4 separate regions of the Homo sapiens genome follow, and all the other regions are linked to region 1. The links are chromatin loops, found by intact Hi-C in ENCODE. Cell type or tissue: heart left ventricle. All regions are shown on one strand. Links, peaks and the distances in the headings refer to the core of each region. The heading gives the core; the rest is flanking DNA. Region 1 has its middle 7.6 kb from the start of TCOF1. Region 2 has its middle 4.2 kb from the start of CDX1. Region 3 overlaps CAMK2A (calcium/calmodulin dependent protein kinase II alpha). Region 4 overlaps HMGXB3 (HMG-box containing 3).

Region 1 (6,002 bases), core at 2,102-4,601:
GGTGTCTCATGTCTCGCATGTCCCAGCTCCTCCAGAGACTCAGCTCCACTTGCAGATGCAAAGTTAGATTTGAAGAGACTGTAATCTTGGGGCCAGGCAAGATTAGGACATTCACACTGGATGGCTCTCAGGGAGCAGCGTCTTCTGAGGCTTTTCTCAGTGAGTCCTCCCTCTCCCTGGGGGATTTCAAGACTTCCCACTGTGCCTTGACCTGCTTCCTCCAGCCTCATAACACCCCTGAGAGCTCAAGACAGTTCTCTTCCCTATTTTACAAGTAAAGAAGCTGAAACCCAAAGGTAAAATGACTTATCCCCAAGTTCACCAGCCTATAAATCACTCAGCCTGAATTTCAACCCAAGTGGGCCCTGCTCTAAAGCCCGTGCTAACATTCCACCTGAGGTCAAGGCCTCCTGAGGAGGGTGCCACACCAAGAAATGGCCTCAGCTTGCTGCGGATTGTAGAACCCCAAACAATAGAGGAAGACATTGACGCAGTTCATTATATTCAAACCTAAAGCCTTTGTGCATCGCAAGACTGCATACATAAAGTGAAAAAATAATTCACAGACTAACAAAAGACAGTCGCAGCAGACCACAAGATTAGAGCTCCTGCAAATCAATAAGAAAGACACGAACAGCACCATGGAAACACGGACAGGGGGTACAAGAGGCGATCCACAGAAGAGGAAATCCAAACCACTAGCACAATTATGAAAACGGTTTAACTCCACTCTTCAGAGAAATAGAACTTAAAAACAAGAACGAGAGACATTTGGCCCCCATCAGAGTGATAAACATCCCAAAGTCTGACTATTGCCAGGTCAAGTCTGGATGTGGAGCCACAGAAACTGACCCTTTCAGATACAGTCAGGCAATGGCAGGGAGCCCCAAGATACTCACACACCCGGCCATTCTTCCCCAGGCACATGCAAGACACGCATGAGGATGGTCACGGCAGTGCGGTTTTTATTATGGAAAATTGGACATCATTCAAATGCCCATCAACAGGAGAATGGATTGATAAACTGTAGTACATGCCCCTACAATGAAATTGATTGAATAGTGGATATGTGTATACTGGTGCTCTGCACATCAAATGTGGATAAATTTCAAACACAATGTTGAATGAAAACAAGCAAGTTGCAGAAGGCTATGCACAATATTATGTCATTTACAAAGAGTTTAAAGCTACAAAGCAACACTTTCTATGTTTTATGAATGAATACATGTATAGCATGTATACATAAACATGTGCAGGAACAACTCATGCCAACTTCCGGGAATGGGCTGGTGACTATCTCTGGGCAAAGGGAAGGGAAATGAACTGAGATGCTCTTATGTATTTGAAATGTCTTTTTTCACAATCTAGGCCGGCTGCTGTGGCTCACACCTCTTATCCCAGCACTTTAGGAAGCCAAGGCAGAAGGAGGATCACTGGAAGCCAGAAGATCGAGACCAGCCTGGGCAACAATGCAAGATCCTGTCTCTACAAAAAGTTTCTAAAAATTATCTGGGCATGGTGGTGTGTGCCTGTAGTCCCAGTTATTCTGGAGGAAGAAACAGGAGGATCGCTTGAGCCCAGGAATTTCAAGCTGCGGTGAGCTATGATCACCATCTCAGTTCAACCTGGGTGACAGAGCAAGACACTTGTCTCTAAAAAAAAAAAAAAAAAGTAAAAGAAATCTACGCAGGGCATGGTGGCTCACACCTTTCGCAGCACTTTAGGAGCCTGAGGCATTTGGATTACCTGAGGTCAGGAGTTCGAGACTGGCCTGGATGACATGGTGAAACCCCATCTCTACTAAAAATACAAAATTAGCTGGACTTGGTGGCGCATGCTTGTAATCCCAGCTACTTGGGAGGCTGAGGCAGGAGAATTGCTTGAACCTGGGAGGCAGAGGTTGCAATAAGCCAAGATCGTGCCACTATACTCCAGCCTGGGCAACAGAGCAAGACTCTGTCTCAAAAAGAAAGAAAGAAATCTAGATCATGGGAACATGGAACTGTATGTGTGTGTCCCTGCATTTTTCACATGCCAAATATCTTAGTTATTAAAAATCAGGGAGCTGGACAGTTGCCCTAAGGTCAATTGTCTTCCAGGTCACTGATTACTGTTTGAGAGTTTCATCTGGAATTAACTTCCCATTCATTGGCCCTAATTCTCTTCCTTAAGGATCCCATGTGAAAATCCAATGGCTAATGGCATGCATGCGGACTAGCTCCTGCCCTCAGCAGGCTGACTGTTCAGGCTGGCAACTGTGAGAGGAGGCCGCGTCTCCCAGCCACCCCCTCCATTGGCATCTCCCTCCACCTTCTCCCACCACCATCCCTCGCCACCCGTCTGGCCTTCTCAGCAGATGGTAGCTCATACAGCCTGTTTTCTTCTGTAGAAAGTCCTTGACAAGCCCAGAGGGAGGCTCAAAGAAACCCCACCACTTTTTCAGCGGAGTTGTCTTTGCTAACCATGGACTAGGCTCAACAAGGGACACTCAGTGGGAAGAACTGAGCTGGGAGTCAGGACAACTGCTCTTGACTTGCTGGGTGACTTTGAGTAAGTGACACAACCTCTCTGAATCTCGACAGGTACACTGAGGGAGGTGTGCACTTCGAAACCTTGAAGCCTCAGAATCCACTAGAGAGATTTTAAAAGCCCAGATGTGGGGGTCCCAAAATGGGAGTTGCTTGATGTGAGGCCTTGGAATTGTATTTCCATTGACTAGCCGGGTGATTCCACTGCACAGCTAAGCTTAGGAATCATTAGACAATCGTGGCAGGTTGGACATTCAGATATGTGAGCAAACTCTGTCCACATCGCCTATTTTCTCTCCCCACCCCCAGTGCCTTCCTGCATCCTTGTTAATCATCATCACCCTGAATAGTTTATGCCAAGCAGGGTGCTGGGTGAGAATGAGGGAGCAGATGAGCTTCCAGAATGAGGCCCCTTTCAGCCTCCCACTCCTTAGTAACCGCAGAGAAGCTGAGAAAGAAGGTGGGAGGGGGAGCCAGCCCTCGTACCCTCCACAGGTGGAGGAGGGTCTGGGGGGCAGGGGCACAGGGCCCATCTGCTGAGTTCCTGACCCTCTGCCCAAGGCCCAGCCTTCCAGCCCTGGAGCAGCTCCTTCTCCCTGTCTCCACCCCTACCAAAGGCAGGAGTCTGCAAATCACAGCATTCTAGAACATCAAAGCAGACTAATGTTTTCCCGATTGCAGCCATTCACTGCTGTCTTACCACCTGTATATTATTTAATTGGTACTTTCTTTTACATTGACTCACTGTTTTTTACTTGAATGCCTACTTTAGCCCCATTCTAAGCAATAATATCTGCGAAATAACAGGTTTGATGTGCTAGTTATTTTTTGTCTAATACACATTAAAATAAATACATAATGATTTCCATTTTAAAATGTCCATCTTTTTATCTCTTGAAGTCACTTTGTGCATCACCACACTTTCAGAAACACTGAGCTAGTCCAACCCTGCCTTTGCACAGAGATGCAAACTGAGGCCCACGGAGGGGTGGAGCTAGCCAAAGGTCCTGCCACTGGGGTGGAACCTGATATCCACAGGTGGCCACACTGGGCAGGCCCCAGGCACTCTGGTGACCTTGACCTTTTGAGAGAACTTTCTTTGGTTGTGCACTGCCCTCTCCTGGCTGGTTCTTCTGCAACACATGACCTCCGGGAGGAAGCAGCCAGGGGTGGAGGCAGGGCCACCTTGTTGCAGAACACAGATGACTGACTGCCCAGGGTTGGAAGGCTGGGCAGTCAGGGAAGGCACCATTGCAGAGGCGGCCTTTGCACTTGGCTTTGAAACATAAATAGGAAACAGTCAAACTTCAAAGAGCAAAAAGGCAGTTCTGTCCAAATGGTGTGAAGGGAGTGAGATGTTCTGAGGACAGAGAGTACTCAAGATTTAGCTGCTGGTTTGGATGATAGGAGACACACCAGAGAACAGACTGGGATGGGCTTTGAATGCCTAAGAAGAAGCTGTGACTTGAGCCTGTGGTCAGCGGTTAAGCTAGGGGAGGTTTAATGAGCAGGGAAGTGATGTGATGCCAAGTGCAGCGTGGAGAGTGGACAGGAAAGGACAAGGCAGGGGCAGCGCAGAGGGAAGAGGATGTGGCAATGGCCCAGGGAAAGGTAGACAGGTAGTTCCCTCTGCCTCTAACCTGCTGGGGTCCTTGTCGAGTCACTTCCTGTCACTGGGCCTGTTTCCTTATCAGCAAGAGGAGTGAGCTGGGCTAGATGCTCTCCAAGGACCCTTCTAGCTCTGAGAAATAAAACCACAAAAATAAGAAATTATGCTGATGAGGCTATGAATTGCTACAACCCTTTTGGCAGTTAATTGGGCTTTAGCTATTAAAATAAAACTCATGCATCCCCTCTGGTCCACTTGCAATTACATCATACAGAATTAAAGCTCCAGTCTGCAAGGATGTATTTACTAGGATATTTAGAGCAACACTACTCTATTAGCCAAAAAACTAGAGGCGAATAACCTGTATCATATCATCTCCCATCTCTGTCTGTTGATGGCCCTACTGAGGGACTGGTTATGAGCCCTCTGGCAGCTGGAGCCTGTCTTGAGCCTCAGTTTCCTCATCTACAACCATTTGACATGCTTTATAGGATGTTGTGAGGTTTTGATTGGTTAGTGTTAGAGCCTGGAAGCACAGCTCCAGCTCACTGCACACACTCAACAAATGATAGCTGTTACTATTACTCAAAAGAGTGTGGCAGATCCCAGCATCTAGAGAAATAGCTCTGCTGTATTGTTATTAGGTGAAAAAAGAGAGTTGCAGAGTTGAGTGTTTAGTATGATTCCCTTTTGTAAGAAAAGAAGCAAAGAAGCCAGGTGCAGTGGCTCATGCCTGTAATCCCAGCACTTTGAGGGGCTGAGGTGGGTGGATCATCTGAGGCCAGGAGTTCAAGACCAGCCTGGCCAACATGGTGAAACCCATCTCTACTAAAAATACAAAAATTAGCTGGGCATGGTGGCACATGCCTGTAGTCCCAGCTACTCGGGAGGCTGAGGCAGGAGAATCATTTGAACCCAGAAGGCAGAGGTTGCAGTGAACAGAGATCATGCCACTGCACTCCAGCCTGGGCAACAGAGCGAGACTCCGTTTCAAAAAAAAGAAAAGAAAAGAAAAAGAAAAAAGAAAAGAAGTAAAGAGAAGTGAAAAAGGAAAAGGAGAAGGAGGACTAAACCTTATGAAGGATGTCTGTGTTTGTCTGGGCAGAGAAAGGATGTGAAGGGATTGAATACCAGGCTTCTTTCTGATTGGGAAATGAAGAGGCTCTAGTGTGGAGAAGTGGGCAGGGAATGGCTAAGAGGGAGGGAAAAATGATGGACTTTGTCTTAATATATCTCTGAATTGTTTAACTTGTTACTTCAGTAACAACTTGTAAACCTTTAAAAGCTCCTGTGAGATTAAAGATTTCGTGTCATTTCACGAAAGGGAAGGAAGTCTTGGGAAATCTACTGGCCAAAATGACTTGGCCCAGGGAAAACCTGTTGTTACAATGGATGAAGGGAGCTACTGGGAAGGGCACCCTTCCCAGATGGGCCCTTCTCTTAAGAGTTCCACTACTGGAAGGGTCTTTGTTCAACAGCTTCATTTAACAGAAGGTAATGCTGAGGACCAGAGAGGGCAAGAGACTGGCCCAAGGTCACACAGCTGAGCCAGGTGAAAAGGGCCTGACTCCTGACAGTAACACAGGGGAGAGGCCCAGTAACCTTTCCCCTGTATCGCTGCTACCTCCCACCTCTGTGTCAGAGCCATTCCTGCTGGGAGAGACAGGTAGAGTGCCCCATCTGTTGAGCTTCCTTCTCTTCTGTTGTTCATTCTTCCTTCATTCATTTCCTAAGTGACCTCGCCGTGCCCTGCATGGGAATCCAAGGTGACTAAAGCATGCTGCTTCCCCAAGAGGCACTCGCAGTTCAGTGGTCTGGGAGCATCTGGCTTCTACCACTAACAAAGGCATTTTCTCTTACTGGTA
Region 2 (4,251 bases), core at 1-2,500, 190 kb before region 1:
GAACTGTCCCCCTACCTCCTGGACACTCAGTGTAGTGGCTTTCTGAGTGGGCAAAAGACCAGCAGGGGCCTTGGGCCACATTCCCTCCCTAGATTCTTAGGACTGTCTTACTGAGCCAGACTGTAGCCACCGAGGTCTGCCAGGGTCCCAGGAGATAAAGGCTTCAAGACACTGCCCATTCAGCCTCTCCTTGCCCCCTTGCTGGCCTCCCTCTCAGCCCCAGGACCGTGGGCAACTTGAGTGTGTCCATCTGGTACACGCAGATGGCTCATAGATCCCCAGAAGAGCAGGGCCCTCACCCTCACTGAATACACTGGCTCCTAAGGTCTGGAGAGCACCAGAACTTTTTTGAGGGCACACAGCAGGCCTAGGGTGGGGCCTCTCCATCTAACACCCAGTTATCACTAAGATAACTGTTCCTCCAACCATCCATCCATGCGATAGAAGTTAATTGAGGACCTACTATGTGCCCTGTCCTCCTGTCCTCACAGAGTTCACAAGCAAACACCGAGGAAACCACAAATTAATAATATCAAATTGTGATGAGTGTGATGAAAGAGACAAAGAGAATAATGAGCTGGGTGGATGGGAGTTCTTGTTCAGGTACAATAGGGCTTCTGTGGGGAGGAAGCAGGCCTGTGAGGCCACACACATTCAGGAGTAGGAACAGTGTTCGAGGCAGGGGGAAAAGCATCTGCAAAAGCTTGGAGGCCAGAGAGATCTTGATGGGTTCGAACAAAGAGAAAAGAATGGTTGAGGCAGAGAGCCGGCAGTGGGATGGAAGATTGGAGAGGTGGTCAGTGGCCAGGCATCAGGGCTTTGTGGGCTCGAGGGAGTCTGACTTTTATCCTGAGGGTCAGTAGGGGCCACTGCAGGATTTTAAACAGGGGACTGATGAGACCAGGTCACCCAAGTGCACTGTGGAGGATGGACGAAAGGGGGCAGGAGGGAGGCATGGGACGAGTGTGGAGGCTGCAGTGGCCGATCATGGACTGAACACTGCACACACACACACCCGTACTCCGTGCTGCCCCCAACTCTTTATCCACCTGAGAGGCTGCAGGAATGCATCTCAACAGGGAGTTTGGGCTTCTGTGTCCCAGCCTGTGCCTGGCCACTTGACTCACAGTATGGCCTTTTTCCTTCCCTGGCCTCTGTACCCTCCTCAGCACGGTGGGTCAGACACAGTGCTTCTCTGATAAGGACATCTATGCCCTGGGCCTCTGGTTCTAGCATCCCCTCTACTACCTAAGTGTCTGTGTCCTGGGGACTGCCACCCTTCCCTACCCCTCTGTTTCCCTAGGATAATCAGTGGCATCCGGGCATTACTGAGACAAGGCAACAGTACGGCGAGTCCTCCAGCAGTACCCAGGAGTGCCAGCAGGTGGCGGCCCCAGCCCCTGGAGGGGTAGGAGGAGAAGAAAGGTGTTGGGAGGAGAGAGGCCTCTGGAAGGCAAAGATGCCTCACAGGAGTCCCCCGCATCTGTCCCTACCTGGAGGTGGGCAGGGCAGGAATTAAGATCCCCGATTCTGAGGTGGAAGCAGGGACTCAGAGAGGGGAGTTAATGTGTCCAAGGTCACAGAGCGAGACTAAGGCTTGGCTGGGATGGGCCCCCCATCCAAAGCCCTTGGACTACAGTCCAGAGAGAGCTTCAAGAGGCTGGCAGTGCAGTGCAGTGGGCCTAACACTGGCCCTGGTGCCCACCAGCTTCTCTTAGGCAAACTATTTGCAACAGAAAGCTGAGCCCAGAAACTTTTCTCTTCTAGGGCCATAAACCTGATTGAAAAACCAAGTTATCACTAAGATCTTTATGAGGCCATCAGCTCTGTGCCCCACCCCAGGAGGCCCTGGCTGGGTGTGTGAGAGCAGCCTGGAGGGAGGGCTTCCAGGGGGAAGAGGGGCCTACCCAGGAGCCAGAGGAAGGAGGGGTCCAATAAACAGCCACTCCTAGGGGCAGGCGATATCAGAGAGGAAGAGGCTGCCCACAGGACAGGGTAGACAGGGCCTTCTCCACGCACAGAGCCATGCTGGACTGCTATCCCAGTCCCAGAGAGCACAGGGGGAGACTGAGGCCCAGGGGCTCAGGGTCACAAGGCGAGTCAGAAGCCAAGGTGGGAAGACCTGCAATTTCAGACTCCCAGCCTGGGTCATTTAAACAAGGTTACAGTGTCCTGGTTGGGGGGAAACTGGGGATGCCACATCGGGGCTGGCTCAGGACTTCTACAGGGGGTCCACCTAGGGTTGAGGGCAAAGGGAGAGCAGAGGCTTTTTTGCATGAAGAAATCAGAGGAGGAAGAGGAACCAGCTATTTGTTTAAGCAAAATCCCAACTAACAAACTAGGGGGCAGGGAGGCACACACAGCTCGCTATCCTGGCAGCGGGGGCCAGATGTAGAAGAAAGAGAAACTTTGGCCCGGCACGGTGGCTCACGCCTGTAATCCCAGCACTTTGGGAGGCCAAGGCGGGTGGATCACCTGAGGTCAGGAGTTCGAGACCAGCCTGACCAACATGGAGAAACCCCATCTCTACTAAAAATACAAAATTAGCCGGGCGTGGTGGCGGGCACCTGTAATCCCACCTACTCAGGAGGCTGAGGCAGGACAATCGCTTGAACCCGGGAAGCGGAGGCTGCAGTGAGCCGAGATTGCTCCACTGCACTCCAGCCTGGGCAACAATAGCAAAACTCTGTCTCAAAAAAAAAAAAAAAGAAAGATAAAAAAAACCTTCCAGCTAGGATATTGACTTCTGTGTGACTTCAGGCAGATGACTTTGCTTCTCTGAGCTCCAGCTTCCTCCCTGCAAAATGGGGCTAACAATCAACCCCACCTCGTTGTGCTGCTGTGAGGAGGAACTGAGATAACACATGCAAAGGGCTTGGGATGATGCCTGGCACTTAGTAAATGCTTAATACACAGCAGTGCTATTGTTGTTGTTATTATTACTCCAGCAAAATGTCAAGGGCCAAACCCTGAAATCTCAGAGAGAACTGAGCTAGGAGTCAGAAAGCCTAGTACAGGGGAATCCACAGAAGTGTGGGGGCCCAATCCAGGATGTGTCCGTGGAGTGGGAGGGACATCCACCCTGGGAGGGCACACTACTAAGGGGACCACAGAGCAGCTGGAGGGGCTCCCCAGGTCGTGCGGGTCCCTGGCTCTGCCCTCTGCCTGATCAGGACAACAGACTTTGCTCCGCTGGGAAGGGACTGCCGCTTTGGCCCCCATCTCTCAGCCACCACCTAGTTCTGGCCACCATCTCCACCACTCCTGGACCCCTTCCCGGCTTCCTGCTGCTCTCTGGCGCCCCGCCTCTCCTCTGGCTCATTCTCCACACACCAGCCACAGCTGTCTTCCCGCCACTGCCCTCCGCCACTCTACCCCTAGATAATACCCTTCCACACCCTCATCAGGCTTGTCCCACCAGGGCCTGCTCTGCCCCTTGCCGGACTCCTCTCTTGCCCCTACCACTCCAGACTGGCCTTTAAGTGCTAAGGGAACAAGTGTCCCCTCGGGCCTCAGGGCCTCTGTTCATACTGACCCTTGACCCCTGCCGCCCTTCCCCACTCCCCAGGGCCTTGACTCACGTGTCACTTCCTCCTGCAAGTCTTCCCTGACTCCTCCCTCTGGGTCAAATCTCCCTATTCCTGGCCCTTGCCAAGATGTAACTTTACCTTTATTTGTGATTATTTGATTCATACCTGTCCACCCCCGCCAGACCCCAACTGTAATTACTGCAAGGGCAGGGCCTCACTCAGTACCTAACATAGTGTCAGCACAAAGGAGGTGTGTTAATAATATATATTTTTCAAATAAATACATACATAAAGAAATGAATTTGTATGCCTATTTCCAACCTTTAAGCCTACCATTTAGGCCTGACAGAGCATACTCTTGAAACTAGAGGGCACTTAGAGAGCACCCTTCCCCCGGGATAGGCATCCTTTCCCCCAGCATCCCTAACGTGAGACTGACCTCCAGCACTCACTTACATACCTCCTGTGATCATGAGCTCACTCTCTCTCATGACAGCCCATTTCCTGACAGATGGCCCCTTACAGAGCACTTTCTTACGTATGGGTGGGCTGAAATCCACATCTGTAGCCTGCAGTTTCCTCCCTGAGGTCCCAAGTCTGCCCTGTCTTCCTCCCCAGACTCAGACCCCACTCCAGGTTTTCTCTTCCTTCAGTCCAAGCAGTCCCAGTTCTCTCAGCTCAGAAAGTGGAGTTCAGTCCTCTTGGGCCTCTTCTCCCTCCT
Region 3 (6,002 bases), core at 1,387-3,886, 100 kb before region 1:
GGCCAGGAGTTGCCTTTGAGCTCCTCTTCTTCCACACCCAGGCCACCCTGAGAAGTCTGTCCTGCGCCACAGGAAGCAGTGACGCTTTGTTCAGCTGTGCCCACTGGAAAGCCTGCAGTGGCCAGCAGAGCCCCACCATGCTGTGAGCTGTCCTTGCCATCTGGCAGCTTCTGCCTCCTGGCCTTGCCCTAAAAGAGCTAATAAGCATTTCTTCCCAAGAACCAGCCTGATGGAGGCCTCTCCTGACCCCTTGCCCAGCCTCTACCAGGGCTACATCCAAGAGCCAAGCAGACCAGGGCAGCTTCTCTCTCTACTTCCTTCTCCTCTAGTTACCTGGGCCACAACCCACCGGTGTCTCTGGTCTCTATCCCCACATCCCCCAAATCGGAACCAGGAAGTCTGCTTTCCCCAGGGCGCCCAGCACCCCTAGCTCAGCGTCTCCACACAGGGGTCAGAGAGGGCCCCAGCTACTCCAAAGCTGGCAGCTCCCACATTGCACATCCCTCTATTACCCCTACACATAGAGGGATGGCGGGTTGGCTCAGGGTTAACCCAAAACAGCAGGCAAGCCAAAATTCAATGCCCGATTCCATTACAGGATTTGGAATGAGTGCCTGTTAACTTTATAAATTAAGTTGGCTTTAGATCTGTGGTTTTCAAATATTCTTGAGAAAACTTGGTTTTCAAGAGAAATTTTACCCAAAAGTCTAATACATAAAATAGAGGAAAGATAATAGTGCCTAGCATCTCATGAGTGTGTATTACATACCAGCACCTTGCTAAGCTCTCAGGGCGCATTGTATTAGTTAATCCTCACCAATAGGCTTAGGAGGTGGAGATCTCTTTTAACCTCATTGCATGAATGAAGAAGCGCAGGCTCAGGGAATATAAATACCCAGCCGAGGTCCAGCTGCAGGCAAGCCCAAGGGCTCTCTTCACCATGATCATGCTCTGGTTGAAGTGGGTATGAGAAGCCCAGAACCATTTAACCTGGCATCCCCCTTCCACATCCCACAGCACCCCATCCGCTGCCAGAGGTGCCTCCCCAGTCCAGTACCTTTGGGATCTAAAGAGTTCAATTTGAAAACCACTGTCTTGGACTAATAACCAAATAATTATGTATTCCTCTAGCACCCAAGATGAGAAGGGAGAATGATTAGATAGGATTTTATTGCTTTTTTTGTTTGTTTTTAAAGCTGCAATCTTGGAAATGATCATCAAATCCACACCCCACTCGTTGTACTTAGGGGAAAATTCAAGCTGGGAGGAGAAGGCTAAGTACAGAGGGGAGACCCAATCCTGGCCTTGGACATCTAGCCCAGACTCCCTCGCATGCAACCTTGACAGACCAAAACCAGCGGCCAGAGACCATAAATGCCTCCTTAGACAAAGCCATCAAGCCACCAGCACATCTGGCTGTATTCATACAGCATCCCACACCTTCCAATGTCCTGGGCACATCCCAGCCCTGGGGCCCTCGCCAGGCAGGGCTCTGAGCCCAGAAAAAGGCAGGGTCTCAAGAGAGGATAAGATCGAGTGGCAGAGGAGGAGGGAACTGCAGAGAGCAGGGGACCAGGCCCCAGAGAGCAGAGGGAGAAGAGAGAAGAGACGGGAAGGAGGACCGCAGGATGTGGAGGGACCACAGGGTAACTCGGGCTCTAGGGGTGGGACAGGGCAGGCCCTTGGAGCCGGGAGGGGATTTTGGAACTGAACCAGCACCAGCAAGCCTTGCCGGGAGGGGGCACCTTGGAACCCAAAGCCAAGAGGAATGGCTGTCCATCCTCCACGAGCTTTCTGGGTGGAACTAAGGTGTACAGCGGGGCAGGGGCCCGATCCAGCCCACACATAGGCAGGACGGAGGTCACCCCTCATGACCATTTCTGTCCTCTCCTTGCACCCTCTCTTGCACACCAGCTCTCCAGCCTCGGAGAACCACAGAAATCTCCTTCTGACCTGCCCCTTTCCTTGCGCCTGCCCCCACCCCAGCACACCTGTCACTTCCACCCTCCTCCAGTCCCCCCTCTCCCATCTGCCCCCCAACAGTCACGGCGCAACGGTGGGCACCAAAGCCTAGGTCGTGGGTCTGGAGACAGCCTGGCCACAAATGTGGCCCACGTCTGCCCAGGACACCATCAGCAAGGCCCGGGTCTTGCTCCAGGCCTGAAAGCCGGTCTCTGTTGGCAGAAACGCTGCCAGAGCCAAGCCCTGCCAGGCTCCTGGAGGGGCTTACCTTCACACCATCGCTCTTCTTGTTTCCCCCACTCTTCCCTCCTGTGGAGGAGAAAAAGTAGAGGGTTAACAACGCCAGGCAGGGCACCAGGGCCCACAGGGCGAGGACGAGCAGCATCCACACGCAGCCGGAGGGCAGACTGCAGGGAGCAGAGCTGGCCCAGCGATCCTGGGGGAGGCCTCCTCCTCCTCCTCCTCCTCCTCCTCCTCCTCCTCCCTCCTTGGAGGCCCAGGGACTGCCTGGGTTCCCCGCCTTCTCAGCAATCTCAAGCGTAACCCTCTGGCTTCATGGGTTGAGGGAGGTGTCCAACATGTCCCAGGACTGTGGGCTGCTGTTTCAGCCCGGGGATTCCCTCTGAATCCCTGTCACCACCGTGCTGGCGGTGGCCAACCCGAGGTCTGGCTGCCTGGCCCCAGGCTGGACACGCCCTCCCCACCCTGGCCCTCTCTAATTTTAGCCCCATGCTGCTGCGGAGGTCATGTGTCAGCCCTGCCTACTCACTCCGGACAGCTGCAGGCTGCGTCTTGCCAGTGACAAGAAGCAGATGCCCCCACTGGGGCCCACCCTGCCAGAGCACCCATCCCCTGCCTCTCTCCTCAGGCCATATAGGCCTCCCCAACCTCAGACTCCAGAGCCCCATATTGGCACTGGCTATGGCCCGGGTGGCAGGGACAACCAGAGCAACAGCTCTTTGGGGGCTTCCCCTGCTGTCATTTCCCCTTACCTCCCTCCTCACCTCCTGGCCAGAGCCCTGGAAGTGGGCATCAGCCAGGAAATGGCCTGAATGTCCAGCCCTGCCCACAGGCATCCGGCTGCTTCAGACTTAAGCAAATACCTTAAATGAAACAAGGTATCTGTGAAGTACTTAGCAAAGCACCTGACCCATAAGCCGCACATGCTCAGGAAATGGTAGCCATGATAAGACTTCTCCTGGTGGCCTTGAGAGGGGGAGTTGGGAGGAGGGTCATATGAGCCACTGATGCCCCAGGGGCTCTGAGGCATGGGGCTCATGGCAGGTCACCTTCCCAGTCACCCCCACATTTCCACCTATGACCCCTTCGAGGCTCTCATTCCAAGTTCCCTACTTGCAAACCAAGGCAGGGGCCACCTCTGGATCCCGAAGCTGACAGGAATGGCTGTCCATTCACCACAGGCTTTGGAGGGTTGGACTAGGATGTGCAGTGGGGCAGGGGGAGTGCTTTCTCCTCGAGCCTCAAGGTAGACGCCCCTCTCAGCTCCAGCCTACTGTCACAGGATCGTGGGTCCAGTGAGGCCACAGCGTCTAATTTTCAAGAGACGACAGCAATCTGGGGTTTTCTATGAAATTTCCTAATTTTTAAGTGTTAGAAACTCATTCAAAAAAATTTTTAAAACACCCCTACCTCCACAAAGCATATCAAGAGATTCAATCCAGCTCACAGGCCGCCATTTTGTGAGCTCAGGACTAGAGTTCTTTAGGGTGCTTCAGTTGTTAAAAAAAGACTCTGACTATCTGGGTAGCTCATCTTTCAGTTTACGGAATGGCAGGATCCTTGTCCAGGGAGAGGGTGGGAAGGCAGTTTAACGAGGTAGGAAAAGCCCAGTCAGAAGTTCTAGTATCTGCCCACCTCTGGGTCTCACTCCTCCCAACTGGTTACATGGGCAGGTGGACCCACTCAATGCAGCCAGCTGCCCCCTTCTCAGAGCTGCCCTCTTGCTGTGGTGCTGGCCACAAATCTGCAGCAGCTTTCTCGGCTGGCCCCAGCCCCAGTCAGAGGGCCCCTCGGGTGAGCTTTGCTCTATCTGCTATCTATATCTCCTCTACTGCCTGCCAGCGGCCTGCGCTCCCCAGAAGGAAGCCTCTGGAGGGCACTGGCCCCAGCCCTCTCTGATGTGCCAAGAGGAGCTTCTTGCTAAACCCTGACAATAATCCCTTCCCCTTCTCTCTGCAAAGCCACATGCCTCAGGTGATTGGGCACTCCCTGCCTTAACCAGCCCAGTTTGGCCAAGGGCCTGGGACGCTCCTGCCCTGGACTCACTGGTGACCCAATCCAGTTAAAGGCACTTGCCCTGGGTTTGGTCAAACCTGTGCTGAATGCAGGCTCTGCCTCTCTAGCCATGTGACCTGGGACAAGTCAGAGCTCACCTTCCTGAGCTTCTGCTTCCTCATCCCAGAAATAGGGATGGCAGCACCCCCATCATCCCCTCTGCTGCCTTGTCATGTAGGCCACCTGAGTGGAAGCACGGGACTGCTTAGCACAGGGCTCCAATCATGGTGGGCAATATTGTTACTCCCTGGACCTGGCTCCACCCCATCTAGAACTCAATCCCCTGCAATCAGAAGCCTTCCCCTCTAGGCGGCCCAGCCTGAGAACCCCAGCACTGCTGTAGGAGTGGGCAGCCAGACTAAATCTGTAACCAGTCCTGGTGGGCCCTGGGCTTGCTGACTTTTGACCTCTCTTCACTTCTGGGTACAGGCCGTGGCAGGTGAGCTAAGCCCTTAGTCACAGAGTCCTCTACAACTCCCTCTCCCCAGGCCCAGTGGCCTGGGGGCACTCCAATATCTGACAGGACGGTGCCCCCAACGAACTGGTGCAGGGCTTACTGGGGACCCTGAGGTCCTGCCACCTACCGGAGAAGTTCCTGGTGGCCAGCATCGTGGTGAGAATGGCTCCCTGCAAGACATAAGAAGAGGGCAGTGGGAGAGGAGGCCGGAGTGAAGGGACCCAGGAGGGACAGAGAGACGGGAGGGCCACGGGGAAGGAGAGGCAGGTGCTGCATTCAGAGAAGAAGCCAAAGCCTCTGCCCTGCCCCTCCATTTGTCCCAACCCCAACCCCAGCCCAGAGCCCATCCCTCGCCCCCTGGAGAAGTCGGGGTGAGCTAGGCTTTAGCCAGTACAGCTCCTGGGACAAGGCCGTCCTAGGGGCAGATATTAATGGGCCCCTTGGCCCGCCCAAGCTGAAGAGCTTGAGGGACACCTACCAGCAGAGGCTCCTGAAGATGATGGACTTTTCTTGCTTGGGCAACAACAGCAGACCTCGTGTCCCCCAACCCCTCCACCTCTTAGCCCTCTGCCCCGTGCTGAGAGCATCTTGCTCCAGGACTAGCTCATCCCTCCATGGCCCCTGGGCTCAGAGAATCCCAGGAGGATTTTCTCTTTTTTTTTTTTATTTCCAAGTTTTTTATTTTATATATATATATATATTATATAATACTTTAAGTTCTAGGGTACATGTGCACAACGTGCAGGTTTGTTACATATGTATACATGTGCCACGTTGGTGTGCTGCACCCATTAACTCGTCATTTACATTAGGTATATCTCCTAATGCTATCCCTCCCCCCTCCCCCCACCCCACAACAGGCCCCGGTGTGTGATGTTCCCCTTCCTGTGTCCAAGTGTTCTCATTGTTCAATTCCCATCCATGAGTGAGAACATGCGCTGTTTGTTTTTTTGTCCTTGCGATAGTTTGCTGAGAATGATGGTTTCCAGCTTCATCCATGTCCCTACAAAGGACAGGAACTCATCATTTTTTATGGCTGCATAGTATTCCACGGTGTATATGTGCCACATTTTCTTAATCCAGTCGATCATTGTTGGACATTTGGGTTGGTTCCAAGTCTTTGCTATTGTGAGTAGTGCCGCAATAAATATATGTGTGCATGTGTCTTTATAGCACCATGATTTATAATCTTTTGAATCCCAGGAGGATTCTCAATGTAGAGAAAGCCTCCTCCATCAACAAGCAGGCTGGGGGCTAATGGCCCCTTTTGTTCCAGAGCCATCTGATT
Region 4 (6,002 bases), core at 1,783-4,282, 330 kb before region 1:
AGTCAGCACACATCTTCTCCAGGGATTTTATGTTGCAGCTCGTTAGAGTGATTTGAATTCGGTGAATTGCCACCTCCAGCTCCATGGGTGTTTTTCCGGTGTCTTTAAAAGCCTTGGCTGCAGCGGGCTTCCTGACCGACTTGTTCCTTGGCGAGAGAGAACAGCGGTGAGTCAGGAGCAGGAGCGGGCAGGAGCGGGCGGACCGCAGCTCCGCACCACCTATGACTGTGTCTTCCTCAAAGAGCAAAACATTATATTTTTTTGTGTGTGATTATTTTATTTTTATTTTTTTAGGCTCATCAGCTATTGTTAGTGTTAGTGTATTTTATGTGTGACTCAAGACAGTTCTTCCAATGTGGCCCAGGGAAGCCAAAATTGGACACCCCGATCTATTAATAAGATTTCTTGAATTCTGATTTTTGAGGCAGCAAGTATAATTTGTCTCTAAAAGCTCCAAGTGTGTTTGTGCCAGCCAGGAAATGACTCACCTTTTGTTGTATTGTTCTAGAGTTCATACTGGCTAAAATTAGCCCAAGAAATATGTGGCATAGTTCCCAATGAGTTGGATAAAACAAAAGATAGTATATAAGGCTGTTTAGCTCAAGGCTTCATTCTTAAGGCTCTCTGATGGCAGCAGTTGAGGTCTCTCTGAGCCTGCAGCCTCAGAGAATTTTGAAAGTAACATCTAAAATGAGTAGGCTGAGTTAATGAAATGTGAGATCACCAGGTAGAGTTGTTTTGCTCAGATTGCTTAAATTACCCAATCTTTCTGTGGTGATTTTTGTCTAAAATAGCCTACTTAGTAGGCAGTGTTTGCTCAAAAATCTTATCTCAAAAAATGAGTTTAGTCTCCTGTTTTTCTGCTAAATTTTCCCTCTCCTGCAGTAAATAAGCTCTGTGCACTTGACTTGGAATTTTTCTCCATGTTAACTCACTCTTAGGGGCTATTATGTGTTAGAATCTGAGAATGCTTTACCAAAGAGCTCTTAAGAGGTCACCTGTTACTGGCTCTTTTTTTTTTTTTTTTTTTCCAGACAGGGACAGGGTCTCGCTCTGTCACCCAGGCATGAATACAGCTCATGCAGCCTCAGCCTCCTGGGGTCAAGTGATCCTGCCACCTCAGCCTCTCGAGTAGCTGGGAACACAGGCACACAGGCTGCATACCACCATGCCTGGCTAATTTTTTTTTTTTTTTTTTTTTTTGTAGAGATGTGGTCTTGCCATGTTTCCCAAACTGGTCTTGAACTCCTGGGCTTAGGTGAGCCTCTTGCCTCAGTTTCCCAAAGACTTAGGATCACGGGCATGAGCCATGACGCCTGGCTGTTACCAGTTCTGAACTAGAAGTGCAGTATGCAGATGGCTTTGGAAATGTTGAGGGGTTTTTGGGTAGTAAGCGACTGGGAGATAAATCATTGAAATTTAGTGACATTGGCACAGACACTAAACTTTCTGTAATGTGCAGGGAGGTCCTACACACTATAGAATTAGGTCACCCAAAATGCTGTCTGGCTCCTGTTGACAAATACTGAGAGCCCAACCCTTTGCTATTTCATAAGGGGAAATGAGGATTCAATTGAAGCTTGCCTTATACCACATAACTAATTAGGAGTGGAGCTAAGCTTGATAGAACCCAGCCTTTATGTTTCCTAGTTTACAGTGCCCTTTATGATATACATGGTGGGTAGAAAACCTTTCTGAAGACAACCACTATTTAAAAACATTTTTAAAAGCGTATGTGTGTATATATAATACTATTATTTCCACTGCAGTGCTAATTGGATAAAAGCTAAGACACCAAGGACTTTTTAAAGCCAGGTCTAGCTGAAATAGCAGCTGCCATTTTTAGTGAGTTTGAATATTTGTAGCACATAATAATGCATGAGTTAATTTGATCCAGTGCAAAGTATGTGACATATGTGCAAGTCATTCTTAAGACTCTCCTTAAAGAATCTGGGACAAAAAACAGAATTTTTCCCAAAGGAGATGGGAAAATTTGAATCTGTCCACATGAGGTTGCGGCCACATTGGGATTAACTGAATCTCATAAAAGGACCACCAAGGTGAACAACTTAGGGCTTTTAGGCCCTGTATGGCAGTATGTCACCCTCTTTCTAGACACACAGAAGTAGCCTTTGAATAATGTAAAACTAAATGTAAACCTAAAAAATGCCAACATTTGGTTGATGAAACCTGGAGAAGCTTTTCAATAAGAATTCATTAGAAGATGAACAGTTTTATTCAAACGAAGGCATTTAATGCTATAGTGAAAGGAACCTGTAGCCAGAAAACTTAGATTCAGGCTAGTTTTACACTTGAGATCTTAAGTTAACTTCTTCCTTTCATGGACCTTAGTTTCCTTATTTATTGCCCATATGTTATTAAAAATGAGAGAATGTTTGTGAATGTCATCAACTGTAAAATCCCTTATGTATACAAGGTATTCTTATTTTTCTAGGAAAAGCCAGCCAAAGTAAAAGTGGAATTGGCTTCTGGCGTCTCTTCCAAAGGCTCTGTGGTGAAAAGAAATCAGCAACCTGTCACCACTGAGCAAAATTCCTCTAAGGAAAATGCCTCCAAACTGACTCTGGAGAATTCGGAAGCTGTAAGCCAGCTCCTGAACGTAGCTCCTCCCAGAGAAGTAGGTGAGGAGAGTGAGTGGGAGGAAGTGATCATCTCCGATGCCCATGTTTTGGTTAAGGAAGCTCCCGGGAATTGTGGTACAGCAGTCACTAAGACGCCAGTCGTCAAAAGTGGTGTGCAGCCTGAGGTCACTCTGGGGACAACTGACAATGACAGTCCTGGAGCAGACGTACCAACACCATCCGAGGGGACAAGTACCTCCAGTCCACTCCCTGCTCCTAAAAAACCTACAGGGTAAGTCAGTGTGTTTGTATAATATAGGGCTTTGGAAATGCCCCATGTTTCTTTTATCTCATGTCTGTACAGCATGCCTGAGAGAGGCAGCAGAGACCAGGCAATGGTTCCTGTTTTAGAGATACAGAAACCAAGGCCTAGAGATATATAAAGATTGTCCCTTCCCCCGGACTCTGCTATTCATGTACTGCTGTCAGATTACTTACACATCTCTTCTTGTCAGTCTCCCTAAAGCATTAATTAGAGTCTTGCTGGTATAGGCTCTGGGCAGTATTAAAACTATGAGTTACCAGTCCTGGATACTGGATTTGGAAAGAGAATCTTTATTAAAGCATCCTGTAGAAAGAGTTCTGGCCTTATAGTCAGAGAACTCAGTACTGGTTCTGACTGTTTCTGGCTTCTGTTTGACTTTGGGCATTGTCACTTCATGTCTCTTCACCTCAGTTCTCTCCTCTGAAGAATCTTGAGTTGGATATTAGAAAATCTTATCCTCACAGGCTGACTGTACAAACTGAAGATTGTATATAAAACATGCAACCAAGTACCTTGCAAGTCGGAGGAAGTCACTATCTTTTTCTCCCCTTTTCCTCCTTAAATGCTTAATTGGATTCTGTGTATATCCCTTCCCTGAGGAAGTTGTGTTCTTGTAACTGAAGACCCTTATTTGTATCAATGGTTCTCAACTGGTAACAATTGTGCCCGCAATGAACACCAGAAGCCAATTCCACTTTTAACTTTGGCTGGCTTTTCCTGGAAAAATAAGAATACCTTGTATACCTTGTATGCAAATATGTATGTGTGTGTGTGTATATATATTTTTCCCATTTTTTTTTTAACACAAATCATAGCACAACATACATACTTCTACATCTTGTTTTTTATTTTTATGTTTATTTTTATTGTTTGAGACAGGATCTCTCTTTGTCATTCAGTCTGGAGTGCAGTGGTGCGAACACAGCTCCCTGAAGCCTCATCCTCCCAGGCTCAATCGATCTTCCCACCTCAGCCTCTGGAGTAGCTGGGACTACAGGCACGCACTACCACACCTGGCTAATTTTTGTATTTTTTTTTTTGTAGAGATGGGGTTTTGCCATGTTGCCCAGACTGGTCTTGAACTCCTGGGCTCAGGTGATCCGCCCGCCTTGGCCTCCCAAATACATCTTGCTTTTTTTTGGGATGGAATCTCGCTCTGTCGCCCAGGCTGGAGTGGCGCCATCTCGTCTCACTGCAAGCTCCGCCTCCCGGGTCCATGCCATTCTCCTGCCTCAGCCTCCCGAGTAGCTGGGACTGCAGGCACCTGCCACCACGCCTGGCTAATTTTTTGTATTTTTAGTAGAGACGGAGTTTCACCGTGTTAGCCAGGATGGTCTTGATCTCCTGACCTTGTGATCCACCCGCCTTGGCCTCCCAAAGTGCTGGGATTACAGGCGTGAGCTACCGCGCCCGGCCCCATCTTGCTTTTTTTAAAAAAAATCATGTAGCAATATACTTTGGCGATGGTTTTGTATATTTAAAGGATGAAGCTGTGCACTTTAGACCTTTTGTTTGAGACACGTAAATCACTCTAGCAAATGTTTATTGAGGCCTCCTCTGTGGTATAGGCCATGTGCTCAACATTGGTGCTGCAAAGATGAAGCAAACATGGACTCTGTTCTCTAGGGTCTCTAAGCTGCTGTCATAAGTATATGCTCTAACTAGAGGTAGATTAGATGTTACAGCTATAATAGCGATTGGCATTACACGCTGTAGACATCGTTTTACACTTCTGTGTCTTCGCAATGACCCCATACTGTATAGGTAATTACTGTTCCATTTTACATATTAGAAACTTGAAGTTAACAGAAGAATGAAATTACTTGTCCAGGGCCACACAGCTATTTAGTGGTTGAATTTGAACTCAATCTGTCTAAAGCTTGACAGTTTAACCCCAATACTATCCTCTAAGAAAGCACTATGTAGAGATTGCGCTTTGGTTTTCTTCCCTTTGTTCCAGAATTTCCAGATTTCTCTTCTTATTCTTTTCAGAGCTGACCTGCTTACCCCTGGGTCCAGAGCTCCAGAGCTTAAAGGCAGAGCACGGGGCAAGCCCTCATTACTGGCTGCAGCAAGACCCATGAGAGCAATTTTGCCAGCCCCAGTTAACGTGGGGCGAGGCAGCAGCATGGGACTGCCCAGGGCCAGGCAGGCCTTTTCCCTGAGTGGTAAGGGCTGGGACATACCTGGGATGGAGGGGCTGTCTGACAGGAAAGGGACAGGAGTGGGGGGTTGAGAACGGACATAGAGACTTGGGGAGACTCTGAATGCACTTAAGTCACCAGTTTGGCTCCTGGTTCTCTCAGATAAGACTCCCTCTGTGAGGACTTGTGGTCTGAAGCCAAGCACACTGAAGCAGCTGGGCCAGCCCATTCAACAGCCATCTGGCCCTGGTGAGGTGAAGGTAAGGCCCATTTTCCAGAGTGGGAGCTGTTTGAGGGTCTGGCTGCTTCCATGTAATGTATCAAAGCTATAGGTAAAGGCACATCCCATTTCTTACACGTTGGCAGACCTCTGGGTGGAGGTTAACATGAATGATTTATCTGTTTTTTAAGTAATTTCTTAAAACTTAAGTGAATACATGTTTTTAAACCTTTTACTTAGAAATAATTTATAACTTAGAAAAAAGTCACAAAAATAAAAATAGTACAGAGAACACCCATATACTCTTTACCCATAGTGACCTATTGTTAATGTATTAGCCCATTTTGCTTTATCTTTTATGTTCATGTGTGTCCCCCCACCATATGTGGGTGTGTACACATTGCATGTGTGTAAAATACACATTATAGGGTAAGTTATGCCTTTATGCTTGTTTGTGTATTTCATAAGAATAGGGATTTTTTTTTTTTTTGGTGGCAGTGTCTCACTCTGTCACCCAGGCTGGAGTGCAGTGGCACAATCTTGGCTCACTGCAACCTCCACCTCCTGGGTTCAAGTGGTTCTCCTGCCTCAGCCTTTCCTGAGTAGCTGGGATTACAGGAGCACACCACCACGCCCGGCTAACTTTTGTATTGTTGGTAGATATGGGGTTTCACCATGTTGGCCAGGCTGGCCTTGAACTCCTGACCTCAAGTGATCCACCCACCTCGGCC

What was found. Hi-C counts contacts between places; a loop is a spot of excess contacts. Peaks named below come from ENCODE experiments on the same cell type or tissue, not always from the same donor. Only the 100,000 strongest peaks of a DNase experiment are listed, where the experiment ranks them.
Region 2: it touches region 1 in a loop (3-fold over the local background); 36 of 110 quality-filtered maps call a loop at or near these places.
Region 3: it touches region 1 in a loop (2.3-fold over the local background); 8 of 110 quality-filtered maps call a loop at or near these places.
Region 4: it touches region 1 in a loop (2.4-fold over the local background); 4 of 110 quality-filtered maps call a loop at or near these places.

What each region holds. Positions count from the first base shown.
Region 1 is chr5:150,347,058-150,353,059 of GRCh38, forward strand. No RefSeq gene overlaps it. Among named protein-coding and RNA genes, the nearest start is that of TCOF1, 7.6 kb to the right of the region's middle. RefSeq lists an enhancer at 3,421-3,550. In heart left ventricle, for the core only: a CTCF peak has its summit at 3,651 (motif pointing left); a DNase peak (open chromatin) is centred at 3,674.
Region 2 is chr5:150,160,414-150,164,664 of GRCh38, forward strand. No RefSeq gene overlaps it. Among named protein-coding and RNA genes, the nearest start is that of CDX1, 4.2 kb to the right of the region's middle. RefSeq lists an enhancer at 513-1,422. In heart left ventricle, for the core only: CTCF peaks have their summits at 1,370 (motif pointing right) and 1,573; DNase peaks (open chromatin) are centred at 939 and 1,388; H3K27ac peaks cover 2,003 bases.
Region 3 is chr5:150,242,931-150,248,932 of GRCh38, forward strand. CAMK2A (calcium/calmodulin dependent protein kinase II alpha) reads right to left here. Exons shown (of 19, transcript NM_015981.4): 12 at 4,842-4,884; 13 at 2,231-2,271. Among named protein-coding and RNA genes, the nearest start is that of CAMK2A, 44 kb to the right of the region's middle. In heart left ventricle, for the core only: no CTCF peak of the experiment used is centred there; a DNase peak (open chromatin) is centred at 2,691; H3K4me3 peaks cover 1,199 bases; H3K27ac peaks cover 1,293 bases.
Region 4 is chr5:150,021,807-150,027,808 of GRCh38, forward strand. HMGXB3 (HMG-box containing 3) reads left to right here. Exons shown (of 20, transcript NM_014983.3): 7 at 2,456-2,874; 8 at 4,900-5,075; 9 at 5,214-5,311. It also overlaps the pseudogene RPS20P4. Among named protein-coding and RNA genes, the nearest start is that of HMGXB3, 24 kb to the left of the region's middle. In heart left ventricle, for the core only: a CTCF peak has its summit at 2,950; no DNase peak of the experiment used is centred there; H3K27ac peaks cover 1,784 bases.